Linked DNA regions of Homo sapiens: region 1 is linked to region 2. Evidence: chromatin loops called from intact Hi-C (ENCODE). Cell type or tissue: Caco-2. All regions are shown on one strand. Links, peaks and the distances in the headings refer to the core of each region. The heading gives the core; the rest is flanking DNA. Region 1 overlaps ZNF367 (zinc finger protein 367). Region 2 overlaps SLC35D2 (solute carrier family 35 member D2).

The links. Peaks named below come from ENCODE experiments on the same cell type or tissue, not always from the same donor. Only the 100,000 strongest peaks of a DNase experiment are listed, where the experiment ranks them.
Region 1: a loop joins it to region 2, with 5 times the contacts of the local background. A loop is called at or near these places in 17 of 110 quality-filtered maps.

Annotation. Positions count from the first base shown.
Region 1 is chr9:96,385,465-96,396,506 of GRCh38, forward strand. It overlaps ZNF367 (zinc finger protein 367), which reads right to left. Exons shown (of 5, transcript NM_153695.4): 3 at 9,359-9,478; 4 at 6,934-7,072; 5 at 477-2,995. The coding sequence ends at 2,773. Among named protein-coding and RNA genes, the nearest start is that of SLC35D2-HSD17B3, 7.3 kb to the left of the region's middle. RefSeq lists an enhancer at 3,199-3,368 and a silencer at 6,783-7,077. In Caco-2, for the core only: no CTCF peak of the experiment used is centred there; a DNase peak (open chromatin) is centred at 6,047.
Region 2 is chr9:96,334,258-96,345,299 of GRCh38, forward strand. It overlaps SLC35D2 (solute carrier family 35 member D2), which reads right to left. Exons shown (of 12, transcript NM_007001.3): 7 at 11,042; 8 at 9,647-9,739; 9 at 2,460-2,527. SLC35D2-HSD17B3 (SLC35D2-HSD17B3 readthrough) reads right to left here. Exons shown (of 26, transcript NR_182427.1): 7 at 11,042; 8 at 9,647-9,739; 9 at 2,460-2,527. Among named protein-coding and RNA genes, the nearest start is that of HSD17B3, 38 kb to the left of the region's middle. RefSeq lists enhancers at 8,221-8,745, 8,746-9,269. In Caco-2, for the core only: no CTCF peak of the experiment used is centred there; a DNase peak (open chromatin) is centred at 5,634.

The sequences.
Region 1 (11,042 bases), core at 1,667-9,666, 51 kb after region 2:
TGCAAATACACAACTAAAGATCTACCAAAAATAACTGATGAAAAAAGAAAACCAATTTGCTAGACTCTTAGAAAAGTACACAGGCTTTAAATGGATTCTTGAGGAGCTGACCCCAGAGACAACCCATCCTAAATGTAAGTGAAATGAAATCCCTTTTCCTTATTACCCTAATTTAAGGCCTGGAAATGGGGTGGCAATAGTTCAATACTTATCCACAGCAGTATATTTTTAACACTGTAGTAATGAACCCGATGAGGAAGTTAAATATCTATAACCTTAAAAGCCATAATTAAAGTAAGAAAAAGCAATCCACACTGTACTTACAACTACGCAAACATGTACTGAAATAATACTGATGGCTGAACATAAGGCTGTAGGTGATGTTTCTATCTTTTAAATTTTTTTATATCATGGTTATTATATTTTCGATAGGAAAACAAATGATAAAGGCTTTAAGAATGACCGTGTACTTTAAATTTTAAATTAAAATAAATTTTTATTCAAAGCATCTTTTAAAATTACAGCATGTTTATTCTTATGCTGTTAACTCTGCCAAACTACAACTTAGCCATATGAAGCATAAAACACTTCAAAAATTTGAATGTAAACCATTTTTTAAAACAAAAAGCAGTCTTAACACACCTCAAATTTTAGATACCAATGTATTTTTCCAAGTATATAGCTTATATCAAAAAGAACATTTTAAATGTTTCTAAATAGTTGTGATAATTTCTTAAACTGTTGCAATTATACAAATAAAAAATGTTTATGAAAAAACTATTAGAGTTGACAAAAGCTGACTGGAGAAACAAGGAAAAACCCTTACTTTTGAAGGCCTTAAATGTTATCATCTGTGAATTGGCAAATATTTGTATTTGAAAAATTCTTACTACCCTTCCTTCTTTAGTTAAGTTGATCAAAGTTCAAATTTCCCAAGACTGATGAGTGTTGTTTTTAGTTCATTAAATCACATATTTGAGAGCAAAAATTCTAGAGGAAATGCTGAAACATAAACCAAGATAATTCAGATGCTATAGTCTCTCTTACCAGCTTATAAGTGCTCCAAATTAAAATTCTATATACCACATTACAAAAAAATTCTTAGACCATTACAAATATAAATTCTCTTATTACAAAAAAATCCCTAAAGATTTGTAATTTACTGTACAGAGGAATTACATTTTTAAAGTATGTCCTCATCATACACATTATTCGTAACTATCGTATCTTCTTTCATACTTTTTCTCCTCTTCAAGACATTTACATGCCTCCCCTTCCCCGTGGCTACATATTTTAAACTATCTGTGTACTATGACACATTGGGATTTTTGGATAAAGAAGCCTACTTTGTAATGTTTAAACTACATCTGTAGGAACGTCTTCAACTCAAAAAAGCTAAAAAGGCACTGAAGAGCCCATATTTCCCTCTATTACTCTGAGTTTTACTCCAATTAAGCGATCTGTAAGTTACCATGCTATGCATGTCATTTAGTTCTGTTTAGAACAAAAGCCAAAATGATGGAAGTTTTGCCTACATAAAGGAGGTGGTCTGCTCAGCTCTTGATTTTTCTGTTCATGCTTCAGTACATAAAGTGGTGTTTAATAACTTTATTTGGAAAAATGGCTTCAAACCACCACACAAGTTAACACACTTGCAGTTAAAACTATTTCAGAAGCCTACTTATTTGAGTAGCTAATATTTTCTGCAGTGTTTAACTGATAGCTAAATTTAGTGAACACAAAATAGCTTGGCATGTTACTCTGAAGTAAAGCAAGAAGGTGGCTTTATGCACTGAAAATATAAATATGGAGGCTTCCATTTGCTAATAATTCTAAACAAGCAGTACAATTAAAATGTAGTGTTTGCTAACAAAAGATCTAAAACATTTCACTACAAAACAACCCTGCAGGTGTCCCTTTAGTAAAAATCCAAGTGCCAAATCTCATTACAGGGCCCTTAATATGTATTTTTAAAATTACCAATTACTATGTTACCTAGACTTTGCAAGATTAATCACTCAATTTCAGCAAATGAGAAATATGAAATGTGCAAAAGTTCCCAAGTTAACATGCTAGGGATGACAAGTGCTTTTCAAACTTAAACATTATACTGAGTTGTAAAGCCCCAGATAGAATAAGACTGATTTTGCTCCAATTTCAAAAATTCTGAACTATTGTGCATCTTACCAAGAGCCTCAAATATCTATTTTCTTCTAAGTCCATTACTTAGAACATCTTCCAAAATAGCCTCCCATTTCTCTAGCCTTAGTGGGCACAGTATTTTGCAATTAAAATTATCTATCTTACATATTTTATACTTTCTTGCTTGCTTCAGTGTTTACAGTATTGTTAAACATACTAATATATATTGTTAAAAATGATCTTATAAATAATCTGTTTTAATCTTCTTTGGCTATTTGTACCATTCTGTTTTTCAAACAAGTGTCTTATTCAGAAAGTGCTTCCTGTGAGAACTGCTTCCAATGAATGCATTAAACTTGCAAAATCTAGCTTCCCACAATATGTAGTTTTCTACCCTGTACTGTGCAGTCCATATTTACAAAATATTTTAAACTTTACGATGAATTCATTTCCATATTAAAAAAGTGCAGTTCTCTCTCACCCCATATTCTGGGGCAATAACATTCTTCATAAATTTCTACAGAATAGCAGCCTATGATAAGCAAATAAGGTGCTTAGCTTATGCCCAAGGATCTACTTTTTAAGTATGCTGGGCAGTACTTTTGTACAGTGGAAGAGTCAGTGTCCAAGCTACTGTCGGAGTGGCGCCCCAGTCAGGTTGGCAAGCTCTATGAGCGCGAGGGCTCCATGCAGGCGCTCCCGCTGCTCCTGCAGCCGGCGCTGGGCCCCTCTCTTCTCGTCGTCCTCTTCATCAGACTGAAGGTATTCCAGAGGGTCCTGCTGCTCCTGATCAGCCTTCTGAACCAGCTTGCCTTTCAAAGTGGGGGTGCGCTGCTCTCTCATTTCCCAATACCTATGTGAAATGCAGCAACATTAGTTACATGGCAGACATGAAATTTCCAAATGTTTACTTTTCTTTTAAAAAGTTCCATACCACAATATTACTTTTATGTGGTTCAGTTTATAAAGTTATAAAGTGATTTAACATAAATTTCCTATTTATAGAGGAAAGAAACTGAAGTTCAACGAGGTTAAGAGACGTGCTCAGGTTTCCACAATAAACCTGGCAGTTCTAGATCTTCTACTCACTCTCAAATCACGTTTTTGCCATTAAACTATCACCGCCTTAAAGAGCCTGTGTGAAATGGACTTGAGTAAAATACAGAAATAGTAGAAAAAACAGTCTTTAGAAACTTATTTATCCTATCTACAGAGGGATGGTAACTTCTGACAGCGTTAACGCTGTAAATATTAAACCCACAAACTATGAAAAAGTGATTAACATCTGTGACACAGAGTTTATTCAAAAACTTAAAAACACTACCCTTATTCTGTTACATGGCCAACTGATAATTTACAAGAGAAAATGCAAATGCTCAACTCTTTGGTAACTAAAGAAATGAGTATTTAGGCTGGGCGCAGTGGCTCACGCCTGTAATCCTAGCACTTTGGGAGGCAAGGCAGGCAGATCACTTGAGGTCAAGAGTTCAAAACCAGCCTGGCTAACATGGTGAAAACCCCTCTGTACTAAAAATACAAAAAAATTTGCCGGGCATGGTGGCAGGCACCTGTAATCCCAGCTACTCCAGAGGCTGAGGCAGGAGAATGACTTGAACCTGGGAGGCGGAGGTTGCAGCAAGCTGAAGTCGGGCCGCTGCACTCCATCCAGGGTGACAGAGCGAGACTCCGTTTCAAGAAAAAAAAAAAAAAGAAAAATGCATTTTAAATGACAGTAACAGATCATACAAAACTGTCCATACAAAGCCTTGTATATTAATGTTCATAGTAGCTTTATATGTAATAGCCAAAAATAACCCAAATGCCCATCGAGAGAATAAACAAACTACATTTGTATAAAACTACTATTTTATAGTGACAGCAGATCAGTGTTGTATGGGGGGAAGGGGGACAGGGAGGAATGTGTAGTTCAGTTCACAAAGGGGGCACGAAGAAACTTGGAAATGATGGATATGTTCACCATCTTGATTGTGGAGATGGTGTCACAGTATATACATGTCAAAAATGTATCAAATTGTATACTTTAAAATGTATTAAACTGTACACTTTAAATGTATCATAATTTCTTATATGCTACTTATATACCAACAAAGCTGTTTTTATTTATTTTTATTTTATTTTTCGAGACAGAGTCTCACTTTGTCACCCAGGCTGGAGGGCAGTGGCACAATCTTGGCTCACTGCAACCTTCGCCTCCTGGGTTCAAACTATTCTCGTGCCTCAGCCTCCTGAGTAGCTGGAATTATAGGCGCCCACCACCATGCCTGGCTAATTTTTTTTTTTTTTTTTTTTTTTTTGGAGACAGAGTTTCACTCTTCTTGCCCAGGCTAGAGTGTAATGACGGGATTTTACCATGTTGACCAGGCTGGTCTTGATCTCCCGACCTCAGGTGATCTGCCTGCCTAGGCCTCCCAAAGTGCTGGGATTACAGGCGTGAGGCACCGCACCAGGCCTGTATTTTTAGTAGAGATAGGGTCCTGCCATTTAGCCAGGCTGATCTTGAACTCCTGACCTCAGGTGATCCACCCACCTCAGCCAAAGTGTTGGGATTACAGGCGTGAGCCACCGCACCCAGCCCCAACAAAGCTGTTTTTAAAATTACATACCAAAAAAAAAAAGAAATACAACTACCAAATTTCAGGAAATCCAGACTACTTAAAGTGGAAAAGTTTTGGCAATGCCCACAGAGGTCTAAAAAAAGAAAGTGCAAATTGTTCAGTATGACTTGAAGGATGACTAGAAGAGGAGAATGGCAAAAGATAAGTTCAGCAAGTCAGCAGGAACCAGGTAAGGAAGGACTTTGAATTCCATAATAAAGGGTTTAGGCTTTAGACTGAGGATCATACTGACATTTTAGAAAGATCCCTCTGGCAGCAGCATGGAAAATGGATTGAGAGCATTCAAGTGGCTGAATTTGAGTTAGTAAGGAGGTAGATGTCATAACTTGGTCACTGAGTAGACAGCAGAAAGACAAGGAGGCGAGGTGCGGTGGCTCATGCCTGTAATCCCAACAGTTTGGGAGGCCAAGGTGCGAGAATCACTTGAGGCCAGGAGTTTGAGACCAGCGTGGGCAACGTGACAAGACCCAGTCTCTACAAAAAACTTAAAAATTAGCTGGGCATGGTGGCACACACCTGTGGTCCCAGCTACTCAGGGGGCTGAAGTGGGAGGATCACTTGAGCCCAGGAGGTCAAGGCTCAATGAGCTAATAATCCTGCTACTACAGTCCAGTCTTGACAACAGAGTAAGACCCTGTCTCGAAAAAAAAAAAAAAAAAAAAAAAGACAAGGATGACCAGTAAGCTTCTGGCTGGGACACAATTAGAAATAATGGGGCAGTAGGAGCTAACCAGGAGAAAGAGGAGGGGAGGAAGTGATGGAGATATTTAGTTTAAGGTACCCCTAGAATTGTCCATCTAAACAATTTCTATGACAGTGCTAACAAATTTCCCTGGACGTGAATAATCAAATAGTATTTCCAGATTCCATTATATAATTCTTATGTATTTTTATCCAAACAAAACAGAGTTTATTCCTTCAAATATTTATCAAGGCCCAGAAGCTCTGCTAGGCCCTAGGCTTACCATAATAAACAAGACAAATATCCCTGCCCGGGGAAGCTTTCAGTCTGGCAGGGAAGGTATAAAATAAACAAATAAATGTGTGATGGATGTTTTGAAAAGGAAAATGAAAGCATCTGTTAAGTTGGTCCCAGCCCGTTTGTTGCTGAGCAGGTCAGGGAGGCCTTCCTGAGTAAGAGATGAAGGTGAGCAAGAGGCTTAGCCAAGTGGGGAGTGAGTGCTCCAGGCAGAGGAAGCAGGGTGCACACAGGCCCTCATACAAAGGCACCTGTGTTGAGAAACCCACAGCCCAGCATGGCAGGGGACAGTTGCCTTATCAGAGGGAGGCAGGGCTATGGCAGCACAGCTAGGAATCCTGGACTTTACCCTAAGCAGCCAGTGAAGCCTGGGTGAGGCCTGAGCAGCTGCTGCTGGCTCGTGTACAGCAGACAGGCCCTTCAACCGAAATATCCTTAGAGAAATTCTTTTATACTGGCCCCCTTGTTGCCATTGGAAAAAATTAAATTGGTGTTTTTGGAACCTCACCTAAGAAGAACCACTAACATCTATCCCTGGTGTTTTTTTGTTTTGTTTTGCTTTGTTTTGAGACAGGGTCTCACTCTGTCACCCAGGCTGGAGTACAAGAGTGCAGTGGGGCCATCTTGGCTCACTGCAACCTCCGTCTCCCAGGCTCAAGCGATTCTTCTGCCTCAATCTCCCGAATAACTGGGATTATAGGCACGTGCCACTACTGCCCAGGTAATTTTTGTATTTTTAGTAAAGATGGGGTTTCACTAAGTTGACCAGACTGTTCTCAAACTCCTGACCTCAGGCGATCCACCCACCTCGGCTGTCTATCCCTGTTTTAATTGGCACGTAGCTAAGGCTAACATAAAGAAAATGAAAAAGGTTGCATTCATGACGAATGAAATACAATACATATAAAACATTTTTTCAAAATAGGAAAACTCTTCCTTTTAAAATAAACTGTAGTCTGGGCACTCTAATTATATTGTAATTTTCTATCACACACAGATCCTAAGATCCTAATACCACTCACAACAATTTTATAGAAAATCAGGGGTCATTTCTAATTATGTTATAAAATGTGTATAAATGCAGCTTATTTAAAATGAGAGGCATGTCCAGGTCCCTGACATAGCCCCAGCCCGCGCTGTGCATCTTCACGGTGGACTAAAGGCAGCATTCCTGACCTCGCCAGCCACTCGGCCGCGGCCTTGTTGTCGGCAGCCTGATGTTTGCTGAGTGTGTCCGTGGGCTCCTCTCTCTTCAGCCTGGCGTAGGGGTGCTTCGGACAGTGGCGGTTTGCATGGGTGAATCTGCTCAGGCAGCCTTCAAAACACAAGGTTAACACCTGTCAGGATCTGGACATCCAGCACATAGACATGTGGAAAACATTCAGTTTCACTGGTATCCAGAAAAGTAAATTAATATGGTGAAATTTAGGATCTATAATTTGGAGGAGAAAACAATCAAACCAGCACAGTCTCATCAGTGCTAGAGCGGGGACAGGAAGACAGTCACATTTTGGTCGTGGCCATGTGTGTCCAACACCATTGGAAAGTGATTTATTAGCATGAGTTCAAAATGTTCAAAATGGCAGGGCGTGGTGGCTCACGCCTGTAATCCCAGCACTTTGGGAGGCCGAGGCAGGCGAATCACTTGAGATCAGGAGCTAGAGACCAACCTGGCCAACACGGCAAAATGCCATCTCTACTAAAAATACGAAAATTAGCCGGGTGTGGTGGTCTCTGCCTGTAATCCCAGCTACTCAGGAGGCTGAGACAGGAGAATAGCTTGAACCCAGGAGGCAGAGGTTGCCGTGAGCCGAGATCACGCCATTGCACTCCAGCCTGGCGACAGAGCCAGACTCCATCGCAGGGGTCGGGTGGAGTTCAAAACCTCAGACCCGAGAATTCCATTTGTGGATTCCAACATAAGGAAGCATCCCAAAAGATGAACAAAGCTACACGTGTGAAAACATTCCCCTCAGCTTTGTTGGTAACAAGAACATTTAAAAAACAAATTAAATATTCAGACCAGGTGCAGTGGCTCATGCCTGTAATCCCAACACTTTGGGAGGCCGAGGCGGGTGGATCACCTGAGGTCAGCAGTTCAAAACCAGCCTGGCCAACATGGTCCCCCATCTCTACTAAAAATACAAAAATTAGCCGGACATGGTGGCACAAGCCTGTAATTCCAGCTACTCCAGAGGCTGAGGCAGGAGAATTGCTTGAACTCAGGAGGCGAAGGTTTCAGTGAGCCAAGATCGTGCCACTGTACTCCAGCCTGGGCGAAAAGTGAGACTCCATCTCAAAACAATAAAAAATAAATAAATAAATAAATGCTGGGCGCAGTGGCTCACGCCTGTAATCCCAGCACTTTGGGAGGCCAAGGTGGACGAATCACCTGAGATTGGGAGTTCAAGACCAGCCTGACCAACATGGAGAAACCCCATCTCTACTAAAAATACAAAATTAACTGGGTATGGTCGCGTATGCCTGTAATCCCAGCTACTCGGGAGGCTGAGGCAGGAGAATCGCTTGAACCCAGGAGGCGGAGGTTGCGGTGAGCTGAGATGGCGCCATTGCACTCCAGCCTGGGCAACAAGAGCAAAACTCCGTCTCAAAAAATAAATAAACAAATATTCATTATTCAACATAGAGGAAACCATTGCATATAGGCTTAAGCAAACTTGCTGGATGAAAACTTTGCAGACTTTTGCAACATTTGTAATAATCAAGAAAATTACAGAGCAACAGGACAGATTGCACGGAACTTCAAATATACTGTAACTGCATAAAAATGTGCATCTTTAGAAACTGATAAAAGATTAAGAAAATCACTTAGGATAATATGCTTACTTCACTTTAATAATTAAAAAGTTTAAAATGTTGCTCCAAAGGCTGTATTTACTTTTACAGATTTTTCTACTGCCTACAACTGGATATAGTATCTTTAATTGCCCTTTAAGGTTTCATCAAAAAGGATTACTTTATTTAAAAATCAATTATTTCTTAAGCCAGGCACAGAAAGACAAACATCACTTGTTCTCACTTATTTGTGGGATCTAAATATCAAAACAATTGAACTCGTGGAGATAGACAGTAGAACAATGGTGCCCAGAGGCTAGGAAGGGGAACTGGGGGATGAGGGGCAGGTAAGGATGGTTAATAGGTACCAAAAATAGAAAGAATGAATAAGACCTAGTATTTTATAGCACACGGTGACTATAGTCAATAATAATTTAACTGTACATTCTAAAATAAGTTAAGAGTATAACGGGATTATTTGTAACACAAAGGACCCATGCTTGAGAGGATGGATAGCCCATTTACCATGTGATTATTATGCATTGCATGTCTGTATCAAGTATCTCATGTACCCTGTAAATATGTATACGTACTGTGTACCCACAAAAATCAAAACCAACAAATTTTTAAAATCAATCATTTCTGAGAAATTCAGCATGTATCACAATTATCAAAGAAGAAAGCTTATAAAGTTTTATAAAATTTATATTAAAAAATCTTTCCCCTCAAAAAAATTCAAGGAAAGGATATTTTAACTGTTAAGTCACAACTAGTTATTCCATAAACTTAACTTCTAACACCGTACCATTTTCTGAACAAACAAAAGGTTTCTCTCCGGTGTGAAGACGCTGATGTGTTTTGAGCTGTCCACTTTGAACAAAGGCTTTTCCACAGTCTGGATAGTCACACAGATAGGGCCTCTCACCTAAGTAGACAGATGTTAGATATTATATCTGAGATAATAAGGCCAGAAGAGGAGGGGGATGGGGAGAGAATCAGCCTTTATATAGGTCATGACTCCCAATAACAATAAAACATGTCATGGCCCCTACTGAGCTGCAGGTGGAAATGCTAATGGCAGCACTTGGGTGGCATCAATGACTATCTGCTGGGGAACACAATCTATTCTTTAGGCCTTGAGGTTATCATCTTGAGCTTATCCCATATTTTTTCTCCCTCATACTCCAAATCACTAGATCTTGCTGATTCTTCACTATGTCTTCCACCCACTCCTGCCTTCCCACTCAGCTTCCCCTGGTCAGACGGGCAGCCCTCCCACTAGGATGAACCCTCCGACAGCCTCCTGGCCGGCCTCTTGTTTCTCCCCCTGCACAGCAATCCCAGAGTAGCTGGCATAGAAATCTGCTTTTGTCATACCAACTAGCTCCTGAACCACCCCCAAATCCTATTACACACCTTGGACAACTAAAAATTATCTGCTGACTTAAATGGTCCTCTAAGATCGGCACTCTAGGCAATCTCACCAACCTCATTAGCTACTGGGGTTAAGGGGCAGAGTTTATCCTTACTTCCCTCCTGGAGAATCATTCCAGCCAGGAGGCAGTTCCTCATCTTGTTCTAATCCTTGAAAATCCTATTTTCTCTGCCCATTCAAATCTTCCCAATCCTGTAGGCTCTCAGTGAGATTCTTCCTATCTCCCCAAATAACTGAATTCTTCCTATCTACCTCCAAATAATTGAACTTTGTATACCTTCATTAACCTGGGGTCCTGTGTTGTTTATGTGTCATGGTAGTCTCCTGCAAAGATTCCTAGTACCTTATACTTCACTTAAATTCCTATAGACAACACAGTGCCAGGCTCAAGTGCTGAAAAATTTGTTAATGATAATTAAACATTATTTATTGAAAAAAACATTATTTAATCAACAATTGTACATTAGTTTGCATTTTCCAGTATAACTCAAAGAATAACAAGTCCTCCCTAAATTTCTCATTATTTAGAGACATAATAAATGGTTGTGATAGTTGAATACAAGTTAAAATAAAACACAGATATAGGGGGATTGTTTAAAATAGTAAGGGAAAAGCTTTTTACAAAATATGCTAATAGGGCTCAACTATCCCTTAGGGATCCTCCTTTCAGTTCCTTGATGTACAGACATCTAGGCTGATGCCTGGGGTATCAGGTGACACAGTGAGGTAGTGGTGATCAGGACGGCACTCAGCCCTTTCTTCATTCTGCCACATAGTCTTGAATCTTACCCACACTGGCAACTCTACGGCCTACAAACCAGTTATCCAGGGGATATTTTAGAATATTTAGATTGAAAAAAATATATAAAAATTCTCAAAATTAGAATGTTTCATTAAGTAATCATTTTACTAATGGTATCCAAAGTCAAAACTTCTAGACACCTTAGTTTATAATGATTTAAAATTCAAACATTACCCCTTTCCAGGGATTTAACTTAAAAAAAACCTCTATTCTATCATATCATTTAAATATATATTTTCAAAAACCACAAGT
Region 2 (11,042 bases), core at 1,892-9,891:
CCTGGCTACCAGCAGAAGCAAATACAACTTGTCCCTATAGAAAAGTGTCTCAAATTCCCAATTTCAGCTCATGGGACTGATCAAAGTTAAGCAAAATGGGCCGGGTGTGGCGGCTCATGCCTGTAATCCCAGCACTTTGGGAGGCCGAGGCAGGTGGATCACCTGAGGTCAGGAGTTTGAGACCACCCTAGCCAACATGATGAAACTCCGTCTCTACTAAAAATACAAAAATTAGCCAGGTGTGGTGGTGGGCAACTGTAATCCCAGCTACTCAGGAGGCTGAGGCAGGAGAATCACTTGAATGCAAGAGGCAGAGGTTGCAGTGAGCCAAGATCGTGCCACTGGACTCCAGCCTGGGAGACAAAGTGAGACTCCATCTCAAAAAAAAAAATTTTTTTTAAGCAAAATGCTCACAATCACAGGTCACCAAACACAGAAGAAAGCAAACCACAATGAACATCGCCTGAAACAAAAAAACTGCATGCTTAAATTCTCAAGAGCTGCTGCCAATGCTGGGATTGTCAGATACAGAATATGGAATAGCTGTGTGTGACACCTAAAGAAATAAAAGGCACAGTCACAAGGATCACCAGTGAGAGTATTCTAAATGAACAGATACGTTTGGGAAAAAACTGTGGAACTTTTACAAATAAAATATAAAATTGTTAAAATCAAAAACTCCATCAACATTAAATCATTAAATCAGACACAGCTAAAGAGAGAACTAATGAATGGAAGATAGACAGAAATGTTTTTACTGCATGTGAGTACATCATTGCAATTGAAATCAAGTTTGAGAATTGAAGAGTGTTGATCAAAGAGGTCAGGAGTTGTCTTTGTTCATTTACACAGAATGAAAAGTGTGGCAGGTGAGAGGGAATCCATCTTCCTTCACAGGAAAAATCATTTGATGAGTAATTCCCTGCTATAGGAATTCAAGGGCCCCTTCAGTATGGGAGAAGGTACCAATGCCTGTATTGGAATGAATGCCCGCTCAGGGAGGATACTCCCAAGATTTCCAACAGTGTTGCCTCTGGGGAAGAAAACTACAGTGTGGAGGCGAGGAAGAATGGAGGGGAGTTGGTGTTCCCTATTTATTCTTTTTGTTTGTTTGTTTGTTTGAGATGGAGTCTCCTCTGTCACCCAGGCTGGAGTGCCGTGGCGCGATCTTGGCTCACTGCAACCTCCACCTCCTGGGTTCAAGCGATTCTTCTGCCTCAGACTCCTGAGTACCTGGGACAACAGGTGTGCATCACCACACCCAGCTAATTTTTGTATTTTTAGTAGAGATGGGGTTATGCCATGTTGGCCAGGCTGGTCTCAAACTCCTGAACTCAGGTGATCCACCTGCCTCAGCCTCCCTATTTATTCTTTTGCACCTTTTTAATGATTTCCTAGTTGCATGTATCACCTATTCATGCAAAGGGATTTTCAAGTCTTTAGAAGACTGAAATAGACACAAACTATATGGTCTCTCAACCAGAAGATATACCTAAAGAAAATTTCAAGAACGGGGCCAGGCGCGGTGGCTCACGCCTGTAATCCCAGCACTTTGGGAGGCTGAGGTGGGCAGATCACAAGGTCAGGAGATTGAGATCATCCTGGCTAATACAGTGAAACCCCATCTCTACTAAAAATACAAAAAATTAGCCAAGTGTGGTGGTGCATGCCTGTAATCCCAGCTACTCGGGAGGCTGAGGCAGAATTGCTTGAACCTGGGAGGCAGAGGTTGCAGTAAGCCAAGATTGTGCCACTATACTCTAGCCTGGGCAACAAAGCAAGACTCCATCTTCAAAAAAAAAAAAAAAGAAAGAAAGAAAATTTCAAGAACAAAAAAGCCTAACTGTTGGACAATACAACAGCCTGGACATCTCTCTTTAGAAATTTTCCTGAATATAGCAGGTATAGCACTATAGGAAAAGGCTGTCATAGTCACATAATTATTTGAGGAAGGGATCTTGAAAAACTAAGGACATGGTGACAAAGATGAAAACATATTACTGCCAGGCCTGGAGGCAGGAGCCTGTAGTCCCAGCTAATCAGGAGGCTAAGGTAGGAAGATTGCTTGAGCCCAGGAGTTTGAGTCCAGCCTGGGCAACACAGTGAGACCCCATCTCTTAAAAAACAAAAACCAAAAAATCCTCAGCATTGAACTTGAAATGTCAGCTGACTTCATTTCAGACAAACTTTCAGAAATCAATAGGCAACATCATATTTTGAAGAAGAACAGGACATTAGCATGACTTTCAAAAACAAGAGTTGTATGCTTGTTCCTGGTCTTTCAGGCTGGGTTTCCAGGTATCCTGGGTCCCTGACACCTCCTTTGCTGCAGGGGTACTTTCCAGAGAAAGTCAGAGAAACACAAAGGAATTCTGACAGAATAGACAGAAGGCATATCTTGATTTGACTTGTCAAGAGATACTGTTGACCAATGCTTCTACTTATCTATGGTTTCTTACCCCAAAAAACAGGAAAGAAGAAACTGTAGGATAAACACAACATTCTTCCATTGGTTGAATTCAGTAGCCTATTATTAAAAAGAAAAAAACTAATGATTAGGTTAATAATACTGCAGTTTAAATTTACTGGTTTTACCAAACTGCATTTTGATACAGGAACCATCTTCCCAAACAGAAAACATAAAGCTAAAAATCCTAGGTCATACTAGTTGTGGGACATTGGGCAAATTTATTTTCTTCCCTGAACTTCAGATTCATTTTACAAAATCTAGCTTATTTAAAAAAAGGAAAGCCTTCCTCAAAACGTTGATATAAGGACTGAAAGAAATTGTTTAGGACTGTGCTGATGGCCAGCACAAAATCGCAAACGCTATTATCGCTGAGGCTATCATTGATTCACTGACTTTATACACCTTTACTAATTTAATTTGTGGTCCCAAATTCAAGGTTGGGTTTATTTTTTATAAATCGTTTTAGAAGAAAGTTAATTATCTCTTTTTTTTCTTTCTTTTTTCAGACCAGGTCTTGCTCTGTCACCCAGGCTGGAGTGCAGTGGTGTGATCATGGCTCACTGCAGCCTCTACCTCCTGGGATCAATCAGTTCCTCCCACCTCAGTCTCCTGAGTAGCTGGGACTACAGGCACAGGCCACCATGCCTGGCTAATTTTTTTTTTTTCTTTAAGTAGAGACAGGGTCTCACCATGTTGCCCAGGCTGGTCTCAAACTCCTGGGCTCAAGTCATCTGCCTGCCTTGGCCTCCCAAAGTACTGGGATTACAGGCATGAACCACCACACCCAGCCAAAAAGTTTATTCTTAATTAATAATGTAGGCAAGAAAAGTTTAAGGTCATAAACTGTTCTCAGGAACTTGCACATGCTTAGGAAGTATTGTGAACAAATAAACTATTATTTGCTACTTATAAAGCAATCAAGTAATTGGGGTGGAGGACATGGTAGACAAAGAAGTTTAAGACTTCATTTTTGGCCGGGCGCAGTGGCTCACGCTTGTAATCCCAGCACTTTGGGAGGCCGAGGCGGGTAGATCACCTGAGGTCAGGAGTTTGAGACCAGCCTGGCCAACATGGTGAAACCCTATCTCTACGAAAAATACAAAAATTAGCCAGGCGCAGGGGCAGGTGCCTGTAATCCCAGCTACTACAGGGGCTGAGGCAGGAGAATCACTTGAACCCGGGAGGCAGAGGTTGCAGTGAGCCGAGGTCACGCCATTGCACTCAGCCTGGGTAACAAAAGCAAAACTCCACCTCAAAAAAAAAAAAAAAAAAAAAAAACTCAATTTCTGCTCTCCAGGAATTTAATCCCTAGCTGAGAAAATAAAATTAACCCTCTTGAGGTGACAGGTGACAATAAGGAGTATTTTATTCATGGTTGGCCCCTGCCTGTATCCAAAAACGATCTGAAAGTGTCTGAAGACTGCCCGTAAGTATGTGCTCAATAACATGATCGAATATAAGTTCTACTCACTTTCTATTAAGCAATACTTTGTTAGCCAAGTTTTAGAAACTCAATGTATTTAAAATGAAATCTTTTAAGTTTATAATTCAAATTTTTAAACAATTAAGGTAGAATTCTCTTCTCCAATCTGTACCATCTTGTCACATTTCACTGTCATTGTTTCATGAGTAATGCTTTGCCCACTTCACTTCTCAAAAGGATACACATGACAAAAATTAGCTGGGCATGGTGGTGTGCACACTTGTAGTCCCAGCTACTGGGAAGGCTGAGGTGGGAGGATCACCTGAGCCCAGGAGATGGAGGCTGCAGTGAGCTGTGATGGTACCACTGTACTCCAGCCTGGGCAACAGAGTGAGACCCTGTCTCAAAAAAAAAAAAAAAAAATACACGTTAAATGTTCCTAATTGTTGAAACTGGCTGATGGGCATATATGTGGAGTTTGTCATGTCACTCCGTCTCCTTCTGTATATGTTTGACAGTTTCCTTGCGTCATAACACTTTTTGTTAAATGTTCACTTATGAAAGAAAAATATAATAAATATAAATCTGTCTTTCCAGCAAGCCCCAAGCTAATCAAAGGAGCAGAAAACTTCCAAAAGAATTAAAGCCAAAAAGTTTATGCTTAAGGTAGTCAAAGACCAAAACAAAACAAAACCACAAAAATCATGGGAAACACTTAGTGTCTGAAATTAAAATAAAATTGGGAATAAGAGAAATACTTAAGTTTTAAATTTCAAACCAAGGGTAGAAAAACATCTATTCTCTCAAAGAGCTAAAAGTATTTATGCAAACAGTAAAATATCAATCAATCCATTAATAAGAAATAAATAAAAACTCTATATGTGTTCCTGATACTACAAAATCCATTGAGGGCTATTTTGTGACTCTCATAAAATATTTAGATTCTTCACCAACCTAAATTTTGTTTTGTTTTTTTTTGAGATGGAGTCTCGCCCTGTCGCCCAGGCTGGAGTGCGGTGGCACGATCTCAGCTCACTGCAACCTCCACCTCTCGGGTTCAAGCGATTCTCCTGCCTCAGCCTCCCAAGTAGCTGGGACTACAGGCACTCGCCACCACACCCAGCTAATTTCTGTATTTTTAGTAGAGACAGGTTTTCACCATGTTGGCCAAGATGGTCTCGATCTCTTGACCTCATGATCTGCCCGCCTCAACCTCCCAAAGAGCCGGGATTACTGGCGTGAGCCATCGTGACCAGCCCCAACCTAAATTTTTATAGATTTTAGTTTTATTTCCTTAATAATGATGAGACGGTATTAGTGGCATTTTTAAAATAATGCAGCATGATTTATTTTTAAATCATAAAAAATAATGTAGCATTATTTATTTTTAAAAAGAAATAATCAAAGGTAAACAACAATAAAGCCCTTCTTCCTTTAGACTTACTGTTGGAACGTGAGTCTTTTTCACTTTGCACTCAGGGTTTTTTAATCAGGGAAAAAAAGTCCTATTATTTATCTCTATTCATCAACTGTAATATACTAGATGTACTTTGAACCTATTGCAGTGATTCAAATACTAAAGAAAGTTCACCCGCTGAGTATTTTCCAAGGGCCTAATTTGTTAACAAGAGAAGCTGTCATCTCTGACTTTGTTCATCAGAGATAGAATTGAGGCACTGTTAATAGATCTATTGACTGTGTAAGTCCAAAGTCTGGGCTTGAATTCCCGGAGGAATGAGTCACACACACACATTTACCACAATCTCTGATCTTCTCCATCGCTCCTAGTCCCAGTTAACCAGGGAAAATGACTCATCAAGTTTCTTTCCATTAACAAGAGAAGTTAACATTTTGCTCTAATTCATTAATCAGCTTTCAGAACACTCAAACCAAACTTGGTAAACAAAAAGCAATTTTATATTACAGGCTAACACACCTAATTCATTTCTTTCTCCTATTTGGTTTACAATCTAAAATGAATTCCACCACATTCAAAAGGGACCAATGGGAAGAAATTTGCCCTGATTCAGTGAATACAGAGCAATGTTAGTAGTGGAAATCTCACTGTTGTTTTTTGCTTTTTGTTTTTTATATGGGGTTGATGGCTTTTTTCTTGCAGATTACAGTGAGTGTCTCATATATTTTGGCATCTCGTCATACAATACTTTTAAAAACTAGTCAAACTTGGCTGGGCGCAGTGGCTCACGTCTGTAATTCTAGCATTTTGGAAGGCCGAGGCGGGCAGATCACGAGGTCAGGAGTTCGAGACCAGCCTGGCCAACATGGTGAAACCCTATCTTTACTAAAAATACAAAAATTAGCCGGGCATCATGGTGGCGGGCGCCTGTAGTTCCAGCTACTCAGGAGGCTGAGGCAGGAGAATCGCTTGAACCCAGGAGGCGGAGGTTGCAGTGAGTCGAGATCATGCCATTGCACTCTAGCCTGGGCAACAGAGGGAGACTCCATCTCAAAAAAAAAAAAAAAAAAAAAAAAAAAAAAACTAGTCAAATTTTTAACTCCATGACTTGACTTGTACTTTGTTATTTTATAGAAGGCCTTTTATTATGGTTATAACTATACTCTATATCTTCTAATTATAATTTTTCTTATTGGTTTTGAAAAACAAATCTATATAGTTAGCACTTTGGTCCATCTGGAATTTCAATGATTAGCAGTCACTCTGGCGGCTCGAAGGTACTTACAGACTTTCTAAAGGAACTTCTGTTTGAAATCTTTGAAGTCTGATCAAATAGAAGAGGCTAAACAGGGTAAATATTCGGATATTCCAGTACCACAAGCCAGAATAGGAGGAGGATATTCTCCTAGAGCATTAGGATTTAATAAAGTATATGTTAGCTGAGCACAGTGGCTCACCCCTGTAATCCCAGCACTTTGGGAGGCTGAGAAAGGCAGATCACTTGAGGTCAGGAGTTTGAGACCATCCTGGCCAACATGGTGAAACCCCGTCTCTACTAAAAATACAAAAATTAGCTGGGTGTGGTGGTGCGCTCCTGTAATGCCAGCTACTCAGGAGGCCGAGGCAGGAGAATTGCTTGAATGTGGGAGACAGAAGTTTCAGTGAGCCAAGATCATGCCACTGCACTCCAGCCTGGGTGACAGAGTGAGACGCTGTCTCAAAAATATAAAATAAAATAAATAAAAATAAAGTATATGTTAGGTCTCTTGTACTTTCTATAAGGGAAGGATATGTTTTCACACATGAAGGAGAAAACAAACACTTTTCATATACAAATGAAGTAAATAAAGATGACAGTGGAGGATGTGTTTCTAGAGCCAGAGTGCCTGGACTGACCACCTGCTATCCTTGGGAATGTATTTAAGCACAATGCCCTAGATGCTTTGCCTATACGATAGAAATAGTAACAGGACCTTCTCTTCTGCTGTGGAAATGCAGTGAGATAGTTCATGAACAATGCTTTGAAAAATGTCTGACATAATAAGCCCTCAGCAAGTATTAGCTATTATTATTATCACATGAGAAAGCAGAAGATTCCACATGATAATCATTACAGGCAGAGGGCAACTTCTGAAAACACCATGCTACAAGTTTATAAGTCAATGACGTTGATGTAAGAACACATATTTCTTCTGAAACAATGTTATACATTATTAACATAATACACCTAATCTATTTTACTCATAAAGAACCTAAAATTCAGTTTCTGGTCACTATGCCTTTCATAGTGTTGTTGCCATGGGGAAATATGCTTTTAGCCCCAGTGAGATGTTTTAACAATATTTAGGAGTTTCTAGATTTATATTTTTGGAAAAAAAAAATATATATATATCTAAAATACCAGAATTTCAGAACAGATAAACTCCGCTGATTTAAAAAAACAAAACAAAACAAAAACAAAAAAAAACCCTCGTTTCTATAATAATGAAAGGAGACAAGCCTCTAGGACCACTTCATTAAGAGTTCATAATTTTTCTTTTTATCTTTTTTCCTTTTTTTTTGAGATGGAGTCTCGCTCTGTCACCCAGGCTGGAGTGCAATAGCGTGATCTCGGCTCACTGCAACCTCTGCCTCCCAGGTTCAAGTGATTCTCCTGCCTCAGCCTCCTGAGAAGCTGGGATTACAGGCACCCGCCACCATGCCTGGCTTATTTTTGTATTTTTACTACTACTAAAAATACTCTCTACAAATGGGGTTTCATCACGTTGGCCAGGCTGGTCTCAAACTCCTGACCTCAGGTGATCTGCCTGCCTCGGCCTCCCAAAGTGCTGGGGTTACTGGTGTGAGCCACCTCGCCTGGCCAAGAGTTCATAATTTTGTTTTGTGTAATGTTGGAGCACTGACTCAGTTTAAAATTGATTGATGGTAGCTGAAAAACAAATACTGTGTTTTCAGGTATCATGCCCTGCTCATTCTTACTAGAGAGGTGCAGGTGCCCGCTTTATCTTCCAAAACGGAATTAACAGGGAGGCTCAGGTTCACAACGTTCTAAATAACCCGAAAAAGAGAGCTCTTTATCGAGATTGGTGCCACTTGGTAGTTTTCCATATAAACCCGTGGAAATGGCTGTTTGTGCCCGGGGACGAGGTTGCTAAGCCCTTCTGCTGATCCCTCCTTCTGGGAAGAGAATTGGACAAGTGAGAAAGTCCAGCTGGAGAAAGAACAAGGAGCTGCCCAGGAGTCCACAGCAGCCTGCAGCCTTTCAGAGTCACTCAGACCCTAAAAGAGCTGCAAATGGGATTGACTTTCAACTGGTGGGCAACATACACCCATGCTGATTGCTAAATATGGAAACACTGTCCTGTCCATGGGTAAATGGGTGCTGCCCCAGCCCCAGGCCAGCAATGACGGGGTTATCGCCTGGCTGGTCAGGGCTGTGTCCGGAGTCGAGTCTGTGGGTGGAGGTCCCGCTGAGGAGGGTTTTGCCCATCGCATCTCGTTTCTCACAGTCACTTACACATCAGCAAAGTTCTCAGAGGCTGTGTGGCCCGCGACTTCCTGAAGAAGTCCGGGCTTGCACCCTTCGGGGTGGCCACTGGAGCTGTCACTATGGAGAATGTCCACACGTCCTGAGAGACTTGGCCTCCACCGCTCCACTGGGCCTCAGATCTTACCACTAATTTACCATTTTATTTGTCTCTCACCAGCAGCAGATACGGTTTCAGGGCAAATGCTGAAAGAACAACACCTTCCCAAAATTCAAATGTGGATCCTGGAATATTTAGAGGTAAAATGGCGTGATGGCTGGGATAGGTTTTAAAATACTCCAGAGGAACAAAAAGCTGGGGATGGATGAGGACAGATAAAATAAGATGGCAAAATGCCAAAGTGTTGAAGCTAGGTGGTGGGTCCCTGACAACTCATTGAATTACTCTATTTTGTGCATGTTTCAAAATGTCCGTAATAGAAAGTAACAAATAAATAAACAAACCTATGTTTTAAAATGATCAAAATCCCCTTCTAGGGTAAGTAGCTCTCCCAGGGTCCCCACATTAGCAAAGGGGGATATGGAATTCAAACTCAGATTTGTATTGTTGTTTTCCAAAAAGTACCAAGTCCAGAGTTCTTGGCTCTCCTTGATATGTGGCTAAGGATAAATGCCAATGCAAGGGTAGTGCCAAAAGGTGTTACTAGGGATATCAAACATCTTGTTATCATGTACCCTCCTGGTAGTCCTAGCTAACTTTACACTTTTTGTTTCAGTGCATATCAAATGTTAAATATTAAATTTTTTAAAGCCAGCTAAGGAAAACTGTAATGATTGTCATCAGCTCACCTGTTGCAGGTCTCCAGTGGAGACACTAATAATAAGAGTTGGGATAATCATGAAGCAGGCATTGTAGAAAAGTACTCCGTATTTCCCTAGCTCCTGCAAAAACAAAAATGTAAAAACCACTCAGTTTCAGAAACGTGAGGCACAGATTTCCTGGAGCCATTTATACAACTGCATATTCATGCGAAGTTAGAATGTGCATTCTGAGCAACTCTTTTGGAATATTTTCAGCAAATTTCTGACATAAAATGCTTTGGTTTGAGGGTACTGAGATTTTGGAATAAACATTTGTTTTACACCAAAACTACAGAGAAAACGCATGGCAGTGGGAAGCCTCTAGGGTTCCATTCATCTCCAGCATTCTAATTATGTGGGGTTTTTTTTAAAGCATGTAATTCAAAATGGGAAATCTGGAACAAAATAAAGAACATTAAAAATGTTAATATAAACAAAACTCTTTAAAAACATCTGCTCTTTCCATTAAAGGACAGCAGCATCATATATTTACTTTCATTAAAGTGGCCACACCACTTCACCATTTTCAAAAAAGGATGACATATTGTGATCCTCAAAAGACAACAAACCTGTTTTTGCAAAACTTCTACCGTTAAAAAAAAAAAAAAAAAAAAGGCCATGCAGGGGAAAAAAAAAAAAAACAGAGCAGATAAAAAAAAAAAAAAAAGAGCAGATTAAAAAAAATAGCTCATGGAAATAAGCCTGTTGGTCAGAGTGAACTCCCTCATCCAGCACAAAGAGCTTGGAACAAAGAAACATATGCCTGACTCATCCTCCGGGCTTCCTTGTAACAGCTGGGGGTGGGGGAGGGATGGGGGAGGGGGAGGGATGGGGCCTCCACGTGACAGGCAGCCACACAAAAGCAAAGCTCCTCTGCCCCACCCCTCATCATCAGAAGCAGCAGCTATTGCTGGACAAGACCTTACAAATTATCCATTGCAGTCATTTCATTCCACAGATAAGGAAACTGAAGTTTGGAGAAGTTAAGGTTCAAAGTCACAACAGTCAGTAAGTAGAAAAACTTGTGTCTGTAGCCCACATCTCCAGACTCCAAACTAGCGCTCTCTGAACAAATATCGTGACCCCTGACCTTGCCTTGGTGATTGATGATGCTGGTAAAAAAATTAATTTGCCTTTCAGAATAATCCCTTTTTATATGTTCTGAGTGTGCATCTAAACTAGTGGCTTTTCCCATCATATCTCATTTTCACCCAAAATTTCGCAAATAATAACTTATACAGACAAGATAATTGAAAATAAGGAATTTACAGGTCATATTATATAAATTAAATTACATTCCAACTGTACACATTCATTTTCATTTTTCATATAATTCTAGGGGCCAGATGACAGAGCCAAAAAGCCATAGGCAAGGTCTGGTACC